Regions from separate parts of the Homo sapiens genome. Here region 1 is linked to region 2. A link is an interaction called in ENCODE POLR2A ChIA-PET data of the cell type or tissue named here. Cell type or tissue: OCI-LY7. All regions are shown on one strand. Each heading gives the region's core, and the rest is flanking DNA. Links, peaks and the distances in the headings are about the cores only. Region 1 overlaps MERTK (MER proto-oncogene, tyrosine kinase). Region 2 overlaps ACOXL (acyl-CoA oxidase like).

Evidence for each region. Peaks named below come from ENCODE experiments on the same cell type or tissue, not always from the same donor. Only the 100,000 strongest peaks of a DNase experiment are listed, where the experiment ranks them.
Region 1: POLR2A ChIA-PET joins it to region 2 with 5 read pairs; 1 of 35 experiments calls an interaction of 5 or more read pairs at or near these places.

The regions. Positions count from the first base shown.
Region 1 is chr2:111,903,520-111,908,897 of GRCh38, reverse strand. All of the region lies in intron 1 of MERTK (MER proto-oncogene, tyrosine kinase), which reads right to left. Among named protein-coding and RNA genes, the nearest start is that of MERTK, 7.6 kb to the right of the region's middle. In OCI-LY7, for the core only: no CTCF peak of the experiment used is centred there; a DNase peak (open chromatin) is centred at 2,247; H3K4me3 peaks cover 719 bases.
Region 2 is chr2:111,033,696-111,039,073 of GRCh38, reverse strand. The region is part of intron 15 of ACOXL (acyl-CoA oxidase like); the gene reads right to left. It overlaps LOC124907866 (a long non-coding RNA gene), which reads left to right. Exons shown (of 2, transcript XR_007087182.1): 2 at 2,152-3,869. Among named protein-coding and RNA genes, the nearest start is that of ACOXL-AS1, 79 kb to the left of the region's middle. RefSeq lists an enhancer at 1,564-1,793. In OCI-LY7, for the core only: no CTCF peak of the experiment used is centred there; DNase peaks (open chromatin) are centred at 1,713 and 2,813; H3K4me3 peaks cover 1,851 bases; H3K27ac peaks cover 2,537 bases.

The DNA of each region.
Region 1 (5,378 bases), core at 188-5,187, 870 kb before region 2:
GATAAAAAGGACAGACTCAGCTGGTATGAGACTTTTTGTCCTTTTCCCTTCTGCTTTTTTCTGCCTGGAATGCAAATGAAATGCCCAGAAGCACAGCAGCCATTTAAGGAACAATGTGTTCTAAAAGCATACACTATAGATGTCAGAGCCAAGAGCCAGGTCATTGACTTTATCATGGAGCCACTGTCTAATCCCAACCTGGTTGCTGTCAGACTGCTTGTTGTATGAGAAAAATACTCCCATTTTGGTTACACCACTGAAGTAAGGTTTTCTGTTATATGCAATCAAATGTAACTGACATGGTGCAAAACAACACTATAGAGTGTTACCAACATAATCATGTCAATCATGATCAAAGGATAAAGACATGCATGGGAATTGAAACACCCAATGTGGGATAATGGTTTTCTCTGGGTGGGAGTGAGGGGATGACACTGGAGAGAGGAACGACCGGGGACTTCCACTGTAGTGTTAATGTCTGACTTCTTACGTCAAGTAGTGAGTACACAGGCGAGTTTTATTACCTGTTAAATCCTTTTGTGTATCCTAAATATTTTATAATAAGATGTGAGTATAAAGAGTAGCTGAGAGGAAAAAATATAATGGTAAAAAGGGAAAGGCCTTACTATTTACTGGTTGGCCCACCTGATTAGCTGTATCTCTTTCCACCAACAGGTCCTAAAATCCTAAGGGCACTTGGCTTAATGAATCATCCAGCTCAACATTCTCACTTTGTCTAGGAATTGCCACCTCCCTTGGATAAGCATAATTAGCTTACTCCTACCCTCAATGGCCAGGTTCTGATACATACCCCTCCTGGGATGGGGTAATAGAGAGAGGCTCCCCACCACTGCCCAAGAATCAGACATCAGATATACTGCATCAGTGGAGTGTAACGAAAGAGGTGGCACAGAATAGCTTGGACATACACAAGGCAGGGCCACAGCCCCAAAGATTGAGTCCACGGGTCCTGGGAACCTGAGCTTCTACCTTGCGAAAATGCTTCCTAGGTAGTTCTGAAGCATACCTCTTCTTGAGAACCCCTGTCATGAATCATTGTCTTTATCCTTATCTTCCCAGCCAGAATATTTAAGAGCGTTGCATTCTACAGTTTATATCACAAAATATTTTTTAAATTTCCAATTATAAAATGACATAATAATATTGAATGAATAAACTTTTGAAAATGACATCATTCTCCCTGATCCTGAAGATTCTGCTGTTCCCCCTCAGGGGGGATATGCCCCACTCCATCCACCCCGGAAAAAGCTTAGTCCATCCCTCTGTCTCTCAGAAGATTTAGCAGGAAGAGGTCATATGTGTTTGGGGAGATCCAATATTCTCAGAAATATACCTCCATGTTTCCAGACTATTCTATTGCCCCAGAGTTGGAGGGGGTACTTACTGGAGGAACAGACAGCCCAGGTGGCAGGGAATGGCAACTGTCAACAGCAAAGAACCCACTAGCATCACTCTTTTTTTTGATACGGAGTTTTACTGTTATTGCCCAGGCTGGAGTGCAGTGGCACAATCTCGGCTCACTGCAACCTCCGCCTCCTGGGTTCAAGTGATTCTTCTGCCTCAGCCTCCCAAGTTGCTGGGATTACAGGCATGCGCCACCACGCCTGGCTAATTTTTTGTATTTAGTAGAGACAGGGTTTTACCATGTTGGTCAGGCTGGTCTCAAACTCCTGACCTCAGGTGATCCACCCACCCTGACCTCCCAAAGTGCTGGGATTACAGGCGTGAGCCACCGCACCTGGCTGCATCACTCATTTTTAATGAAACTCTTCACACAGCCTCCATCTCCGTTTCTGGGCTGATGTCTAAGAAAGTTCACACCGAGAGTCACGCACAGGGCTGAGGGTCAAACTCAGGCTGAGGCTCTGTGTCCCAAACGGCATGGGAGAAAGTATCCCTTCCCACCTCTCCCCTTTAGATGGAATCAGTGTTCTGCCCCAAAGGGGCCTAGAATCATCCATCTGCTTTCCCATTTGACAAGTGAGGATGTGGAGTTTTAGAAGGAGGACACACTATACCCCAGCTGTCCCTGCAGGTTCCTCTCAAAGCTAGGATGAGAACTTACATCTTTCAACTCCCCAAGTGGTTATTTTTTAAACTAAGAGTGAATCTAAAAAGCTTCTTTTTTTTATTTGCTCCAAAACTTTCAAAGAACATTGCTTTCATCACCAAATCTTCAAATCATGTGCCAGAATTGTAAAAAGGCTTAAAGGCTGGTTTCACTTCCTGTGTGGAGGCAGCCTGCCGTTAATTGGAACAAGTGAAAAACTGGCCTCCAGGCACACACAACACTTGGGAAGTCCATGAATATTTATCACCGCACTGAGAATTCCCTAAGCGGCACAGTGACAGAAAACAACTTTCAGTTAAGTTTGAGTCTCTGTTCTAATATTCTCCACTAAGACAGCCTGTTCTTACTTGTGAAAGTGATCATTTTCAAAACCATAATGAAGCCAATCTACTATTGGTAGCTCTAACCACAAGGCCCTAAGGCTTAAAATAACAAAACAATTCCTTCTCCAAAATAAACAAGGCTTTTCTTTGTGTATCTAATGAGAGGCAAGACCACAGCTAAGGCAAGTTCTAAGATGTTTACTGTCCCTGAATGCTGAGGTATCTAGATCCTCAAAGAAAAAGCAGATTACACAAAAAAGGGGACCTGTCAGAAAGCATTTGCATAAGTGCCAACCTGAGATCTAAATCCGGAGGATGGACCCCTACTGGAGTGACCTAGGGCAGAGCACTAACCCTGTGATGATTGGATCTTGTTTTCAAGGGACCAACAGAAATACATGGAGGCACAGAGTACAAGGAGAAACATACAAGTGTAAAATGTGCTGGCAAAAAAATCCAGGCATTGAGCTTCTGAAATGAAATGGGGTTTCTCTAAGCACAAATATAAATGTTCTTAGCTTTTGGTGTAATTTTATTCCAAACATAAAGCCAACATCTGTTCTCTCTTTCTCTTTCCTTCTGCCCCTTCTCCCTGCCTGCCACCTCCAAGACTCATGGAAAATCCATTTACCATTGAGTGAAAGAAGCACTGATAATTGAAGAACTAGCCAAGAAGGATGAAATAAAATGCTTTAGAATTGAGTGTAGGTTTCTGGCTGGGCACGGTGGCTCACGCCTATAATCCCAGCACTTTGGGAGGCTGAGGTGGGCCAATCACCTGAGGCCAGGAGTTCGAGACCAGCCAGGCCAACATTGTGAAACGTTGTCTCTACTAAAAAATACAAAAATTAGCTGGGTGTGGTAATGGGTGCCTGTAATCCCAGCTACTCGGGAGGCTGAGACAGGAGAACCGCTTGAACCCAGGAGGTTGAACCCTGGGTTCAATCGCTTGAACCCAGGAGGCTGCAGTAAGCTGAGATCGCGCCACTGCACTCCAGCCTGGGTGACAGAGTGAGCCTCCATGTCAAAAAAAAAAAAAAAAAAAAAAAGAACAGTGTAGGTTTCTCAATGAAATGTTTGAGACATAATCACCCTTTCTTCTTTATCACTCTGAAACACCAGGACCTGAGGAGGTGACCTGGCCATAGCAGCCCAGGGTTTCACATGCCGGCCATGTCCCTAGATCCTAGTGCCTGTCAGAGGCCCCGAGAGTGAAAATGTGGCAGCTCCCATGAAGGGATGGCTGTCCAGCTGCAGAGTCTCACAAAACTAGGGAAGATCTAGGCCCTCCCTTCCTGTGGCTAAGAATCACCCAGTTCAACAGCCATGGTTCAGACAGAGAAAAGTAAGGCCTAGGAGGGAGGAAGTGCCAGGATGGCAGGTATTCTTAGTATCCTTGTTCTCCAAAAGGGGCCTGCTGATCCTAATGGAATTCTCTGCCCCTGCCAGGCTGCATTTTTAGCACTTCGGCTGGAGGCAGGAGTGGGAGACATAGAATGAAAAGAGAGGGAACTGGTTTAACTCCGGTCACGGGTTAGCCAATGCCCAGAGTGCCAGAGGGAGAGTAATCAGGGCTCCCTCCCGGGCACCTGAGGGTTGGCTCACCCATGCCATTAAGCAGGAAGTACCAGAAGCCAGGAGTGCACCTGGCGCCCTTTGCATTTCCTACAAGACCACCTGCGGACACATACTCACGCCTGTACACGGAATCTACTCTAAGAACCAAAGCCTCATTTTCTCTATGTTGCAGCCAACTGACCTCATTGGGAAAACCTAGCTCGATGTGGTAAAAAGGAAAAGAATTTTCTGAGCTGGGTGAGGTGGTTCACTCCTGTAATCCCAGCACTTTGAGAGGCCGAGGTGGGTGGATCGCGAGGTCAGGAGTTCAAGACCAGCCTGCCCAACACGGTGAAACCCCGTCTCTACTTAAAATACAAAAATTAGCCAGGTCTGGTGGAGGGCACCTGTAATCCCAGCTACTTGGGAGGCTGAGGCAGAGAATTGCTTGAAGCCAGGAGGCGGAGGTTGCAGTGAGCCGAGATCGCGCCACATGCACTCCAGCCTGGGCGACAGAGCAAGATTCCATCTCAAAAAAAAAAAAAAGAATTTTCTGGATGTTCACACTCAAAAACCCTAAAACAAAACAAACACAAAAAATAAAAATAAAAAAATTTAAACCACACCCAGTTTGGAAAAGAGTTATGTGGGAAAAGTTGAACAGGAACTGGACTTCATTTTTATACCTTCCTGAGAGGCACATGACAAGAAGCTATTCCTGTACTATGTCAAGTTTGAACTCCATAAGGGAAGGTATGGGGGCAGGAGTAGGAGGGGAATGGCAGTCAGGGCGGGCCCTGCTTCTCTGGAGAACTGCTTGGTCCTGGGTGGGTTTTGCTCAAACTACTAGGAAACAAAAACCTAAAGAGCTGCAGCAAAGGACTTGGGCACTCTAGGGCGACACCGGAGGGCCCCTTCACCAAAGCATTCTGAACAATGGAGGGTGGACCATTCAGGATACACTTCAATAAGAAAAGAACCCTCCTCCCAACACCTTTTGTCTAGGAAAAACATTTCCCCCATACTTGAGTTCAGAAGAATGGAGGAGAACCATTGGTAATAATGGCAAATATATTTTAAGCACATATCACCTGCCATTAGCTCATTACGTCCTCCTAACAATTCTATGAAAAGAGCCTCCCACTGTACCCAAAAAGGAACAGAGGTCCTGAAAGTTAATCACCACCCCCAAAGCCCCAGAAGCCAGTCCCGGTTAACACTTTCATTCCAGTCCCCAGAGGCATAGTGTGCCTCACACAGTGTGAGACCCCTTTCAGTTTTTATAATAATTAATCTCCTGCTGAGAAACATACCAATTCAGAGCCATGTGCTTTGGGTTAAGATTAAACTAACGGCAAGGGCCAAAGTCAAGGCACCCAGGGCTACCTGCCCCTGAGCAAGGAGTT
Region 2 (5,378 bases), core at 128-5,127:
ATGATTTACACATTTAATTCTTGTTTTTAAGACACACTGAAATGAGAACATGCCAGGAGGCACCTTTAAAGAAGATGGCCACATTTGAAACATACAGATTATTTATAGAAGAAAAACTCAAAGAGCTGAAAGAAAATCTGGTTGTCAACAGACAGTTGCTTTTTCTATGTTTTTTTTCTATAGTTCATTTTGGTTTTTGTGTGGGTGGCTCATGTGAGCTCAAAGGTTATTTGCTAAATGTTTTGTGAGATTAGAACATGTCCTTTAAAACCTAAATTTAAATGTATGTTTACTGCAAACATATTTAACTTTACAATATGTGGTATGGAATAATATTTTTAAATACAAAATTATATCTAGAGTGTGTATGATAAATCAAGAGTTCCTATACTTTTATTTTTATTCACCGTTTGGAAGGTCTTATTCTCCATCCTGTTCCCAGTGGAAAACTCACAAATACAGTATACTTGGTGCAAATAATTTCTTTTTTTACTTTTGGTGTTACTTTTGCCCATCAATTTTGGTACTAATGTAACCATATTTTGAAACTACTTAGATATTAGAAGTTAAATGAACAGGGGCTGTAGACCAGATCTCTGCAGTCCATCATACAATGTACAATTTTTTGATCACAGAGTGGGAAACAAAGGAGCGAAAACACATTTAAAAAGTGGGAAACACATTTAAAAAGTGGGAAGGGCTTATTTTATTTTTTATTTTATTTTGCTTCTTTAGAAATGCTGAGCTCCCAGATTCAGCTCCAACGAGCACTGGGAGCCCTGCAACATGGGCAGATGGTAGCAGCCTGCTGGGATTTGAGTCTTCCTTCTGCCTCTTTTAACTGTGTGACCTTAGACAACTCATTAACCTCTCTGTGCCTCGGTTTCCTCAGATGAAAGTTGAGAAGGCAGTGGTTCCTTCCTCACTGCCTAGTGGGGGATTAGAGTTGCTCTGTCCCTAATATTTTGCACAGGGCCTGATAGGCTGAGCCCTCACTGAATGTTGGCTCCCTTTGCTCCATACGGTCCTAGGGCTTCCACCCATGTTATTTCATTTAATCCTCACAGAAACTCTGTGAAATAGAAAAAAACAAGAAGCATTGTTCGGAGGCAAATCCAGTAAGAGTAGTAGGAAGCAGTACGTGCTAACTTTACCATAAATAAATGCACAAAGAAAGACTTTCAAAAACTCAAGAACACCAGAACCCCCATTCTCTGGGATTCATCTGTGGGAAAGAAACCTCTTAAAGAGTGCGGTGGATGGGGTTGAGGAGCTCCACTGTCTGTCTGGGGAAAGCTGTAGGGTTAACTGGCCCCGGGGCAAAGTCATAACGCCACAGCTTATTAGCGTGTGACCCCAAGCAGTTGTTCACCCCTCTGAGCCTCAGTTTCCTCAGTGGGCTTTGCAAGGTTGTTGTGGAGATTAAACAAATTACAAGGGCCAAGCATTTAGCGAGTCTTTGGCAAAGAGAATATTTTCTATAGATGGAGATGGCTGTGATGGCTGTGATTATTACACAGATGGCTGTGTGTTGGCCATTAGACTGGGCTCAAAGGGTGGCATTTCATTAGCATCTAGGTCAAGTACAGCCACTAACTTCTGTTCTTGAGAGTCCTCCATAAAACACACATCATTCGGGTGTCAGACTTTGCTTTTGCCTTTCTTCCCCCTCTCCCCAGGGCAACAGAGTCTTCAGGTCACTGGTGATAAAAAACCACCTCAGAATTTCTCACTTCCTTCAAAGGAGAGTGAGTCAGTGAAGTCTCTAAAGACAGCTTTCTTCAGGGACAAGCTCCCAAGTTCAGGGGTGTGACAGCACTTCTTCAGAAAACAGCATTTGGGGTCTTCTTAGGGCCCAGCTGACCCAAACCTGAAGTTCAACTACATGGCTTGGGGAGATGGAGAAGCTTGGGGAGGGAACCCCAGCATGAAGACCGACGGGCACAACCTGCAGGATGTCAGAGGAGAGCTTTTCACAGAGCTACTAGCATGTTGGGCAGTCTGTGTTCTTAAACCTTCTCTTCCCATGTCTCTTGGCCAATGTGCCATGAAATTAAAATCCACTTTGGCAAAGTGGCATGCTCTGCCAGATTTTTACATACTACGATGCTTCCATCCAGTCAAATTTCCTTCTCATCTTTTTTGTCTAAGAGCCCTCCTTGATGTGAGCACAAGGGACCTCCATGCTCCTACTTCTGCTGGTCTCCATTTCACCAGGCGCCTCCCTCCGACTTCCAATTGGCCACAAGCTTCGTCGCTCTCTCTCAAAGCAATTTTGTGTGTGAGTATAGTCAGAAGGTGAGTTCTCACTTTCGTGTCCCTCCATATTCTGCCAGCTCCTGGATTTCCAGACCTCAAGCATCAGAGACCCAGTGTCCCTGGACTCCCTCGACTCCCCAGGCTGCTCCCAGCCATCACACACTCTCTGAAATGGTGACCCTCAACTCCCAGGTTCACCTTTTTCCCAAAGGCACTGCTCATAGGCCTAGGATTTGGCCGTGTGACTGAAGTAGAGAAAACAAAGCCAGGGGACATTCCTTCTCTTCCCCAATGTTGGGACCTCCAAGATGCTGGGTCTACTGGGATTTGGCAGTGAATTCCATCTGCCTATTCTTGGTGCAACAGACCTTCTCACTGGTTTCCACTGCCCACACATTTAACGGGTGCTAGACAAAGACAGGGGCCAGAAGCAGGGGCAGTGGCACCCAGGGCTCCTTCCCTCCCTACCTCCCTCCCTTCCTCCCTCCCTCAGGCCACTTGTGTGGGGCCACATGAGACTTCTCTAAAGTTAGACACACCAGCAGATGGGTACTGGGGGAGAGGAAGGCACACAGGTGTCACAGCCAACTAGCACCTCTGGTCCTCCCACTCTTCCCCTCCCCTCCAGGCCTCCACCTCCAGTAGTAACAGAAAAACACTGCAGAAACCCAACAGTCAAAGAATGAGAAGTGTTGTCTTACAACTTCTGGTTCTACCCCAAGTCGGGTTTGTCCTTCATGATCTTGGATTTAGTTGAGTGAAAAGGGGAAAGTACCTAGATTCACACAGGACTACTGGCTGATGTTGTGGCATTTTGTTTATCTGAGCTTGCATAATGTAATGCACATTTGAGGAGGCGGTAGGGATATTCCCGTAATTTCCTAGAGGATGAATGTCAAAGCTAAAGCTAAACCAAGGTGAATGTAGTTTATATAAAGAATAGCCCCACTAACAACTGAGAGGAAAATGCTGATCCCGGGAAGAATACTGCAACAAGCACTAATGGATAACATACAGAAATAATGCTTTAATAATGCATGCGATCATGTTTTTATTAACAAAGAAAGTCTTGTTTCAAAACAAATACATCCTTGAGAGGAGTCTGAAATTAATCCCCAATAGGCAGAAATCCACATTATTATATATTCTAATTATAATTACAACCTGCTCTTAATATGAACATTCTAAATTATTAGTCACTTTATTAAGAACCAGAAAGAGGACTTCCTGCTGCATAATGAGAAGTACTCACAAGCTTCGAGAATGAGAAAAGCAAGAGACAATTCTGCACAGAGCTGGAAAGTAGTGGATGTAATTTATTTAATAAAAGTGCCTCCTTTCTCCTTTTTTGTTTAGGAATTGGTACACCCTTAGGGGTTCAGACAGCACCAAGGCTTCAGAGCTGCACTTTCTAGGGCAAGACAAAAATGTGTATCACAGAAAAATAACGATTTATCATTGTAACAGTTACATCCCACTACGGAAACCACCAGAGACTGCTTAACATTTTTATTTCAAACACGGTTTTCCCTAGTTTTCAGGTGACAAACGGAGACAGATGCCAGAAGGTGTTTTTCCATTTGTTCCTAATAAAAATGGCTAAATTCTGAGTTCATTGTCATCTGGGGTGACATTAAGACTGTGCTTTAGGCCGGGGACGGTGGCTCACGCCTGTAATCCCAGCACTTTGGGAGGCCGAGGTGGGCAGATCACGAGGTCAGGAGATTGAGACCACCCTGGCAAACACAGTGAAACCCCGTCTCTACTAAAATACAAAAAATTAGCTGGGTGTGGTGGCGGGCACCTGTAGTCCCCAGAGTAGTGAGCAGAGATCATGCCACTACACTCCAGCCTGGGCGACAGAGCGAGACTCCGTCAAAAAAAAAAAAAAAGACTGTGCTTTAACAGACTGATCCTTCTCTTCCTTCCTATGCATTCTTCCTTCAAAAGGCTCCAAAGGCAACATCTGGGTCTGGTCACTGAAGACAGATGGGCTCCTTCTACTTCTTCTCCCATCCCCTGGAGGCCTCTGCCAGAGGGTAACATGCTATTTGAATGTAATGATACGCTGGTGAAATTTTACTGGCTAGTGTTATGTTTAGTGCATCCTTATCTTTAGGACCCGTTCTGTACAGACCTCCTCATTACAGATGGATTTCTCGATTTCAAAACATTCCTGGGCTTTCTAAATGCTGTCATTGAACTAATTCTTATGATTTTTCTTCCATTACTTTCTTTATACTTCCAAGTCCTCTTTATCTGACATTGAACCTGAAGCCAGTTTCCTGAAAATAATCACTTGTGCTACTGTGGTTATGAACCAATAAAAGGTTCAGGGTTGATTTGGATTTATTTTGTACTGTGCCATCATCAAATCCTTGATATTTTCTCCGGGTGTGAAGACCTCATACACTCAGACTTAACCTGTTTCATTTTCCTCTTTTTCTTCCCTTTAAGGAACAAGGTCGAAAATGTTCTACTTTGGTTATAAGAACTAAGGTTTTCCTAGAGTAGTGATTAGCAGTAATAAAAAGGTTTTATTAAACATTAACAAAGAGCCAGATGCAAAGGCAAGAGCTTTGGAGCGTTGTCTCATTTAATATTTCCAACAGCCCCACGAGGTAAATATCATGCTCTCTACATTTTATAAATGAGGAAGAAACTGAAGCTCAGAGAGGGTTTGTAACTCACTCACAGTCACACAGCTGGTAGAGGTAAAGCCGGGATCTGAACCTGGTGACCTGACTCCAGAGCCCCCATCCTCAGTCCTCACTAAGCTCCACTGTGCTCTCAGCAAGCAGGCTGTGCAGCCCAAGGCTCAACTGTCATGTTTCTAAGGTGAAATGAATTGTGCAGTGATTCTTTGACTTCCCCCTTCCTTTTCAAACTTGATCACATTTCTGAATGCTTAGAAGTTTTGCACCAGGAGTCCATATAGTCCATCCTCATGTCCCAGGAAGGGCGATATCTGTGGTCAGTACATAGGGGCCCAGAGGGAGGAGCCAGGGCCACACCACCCCTGAGAGTGAAGCCAGTACAAGTCTACCTACAGTGAATGAGAAGGCCCAAGACACAGTCGCCTTCAATCAGGGTGTCTCAAGTACTGTTTCATACCCCAG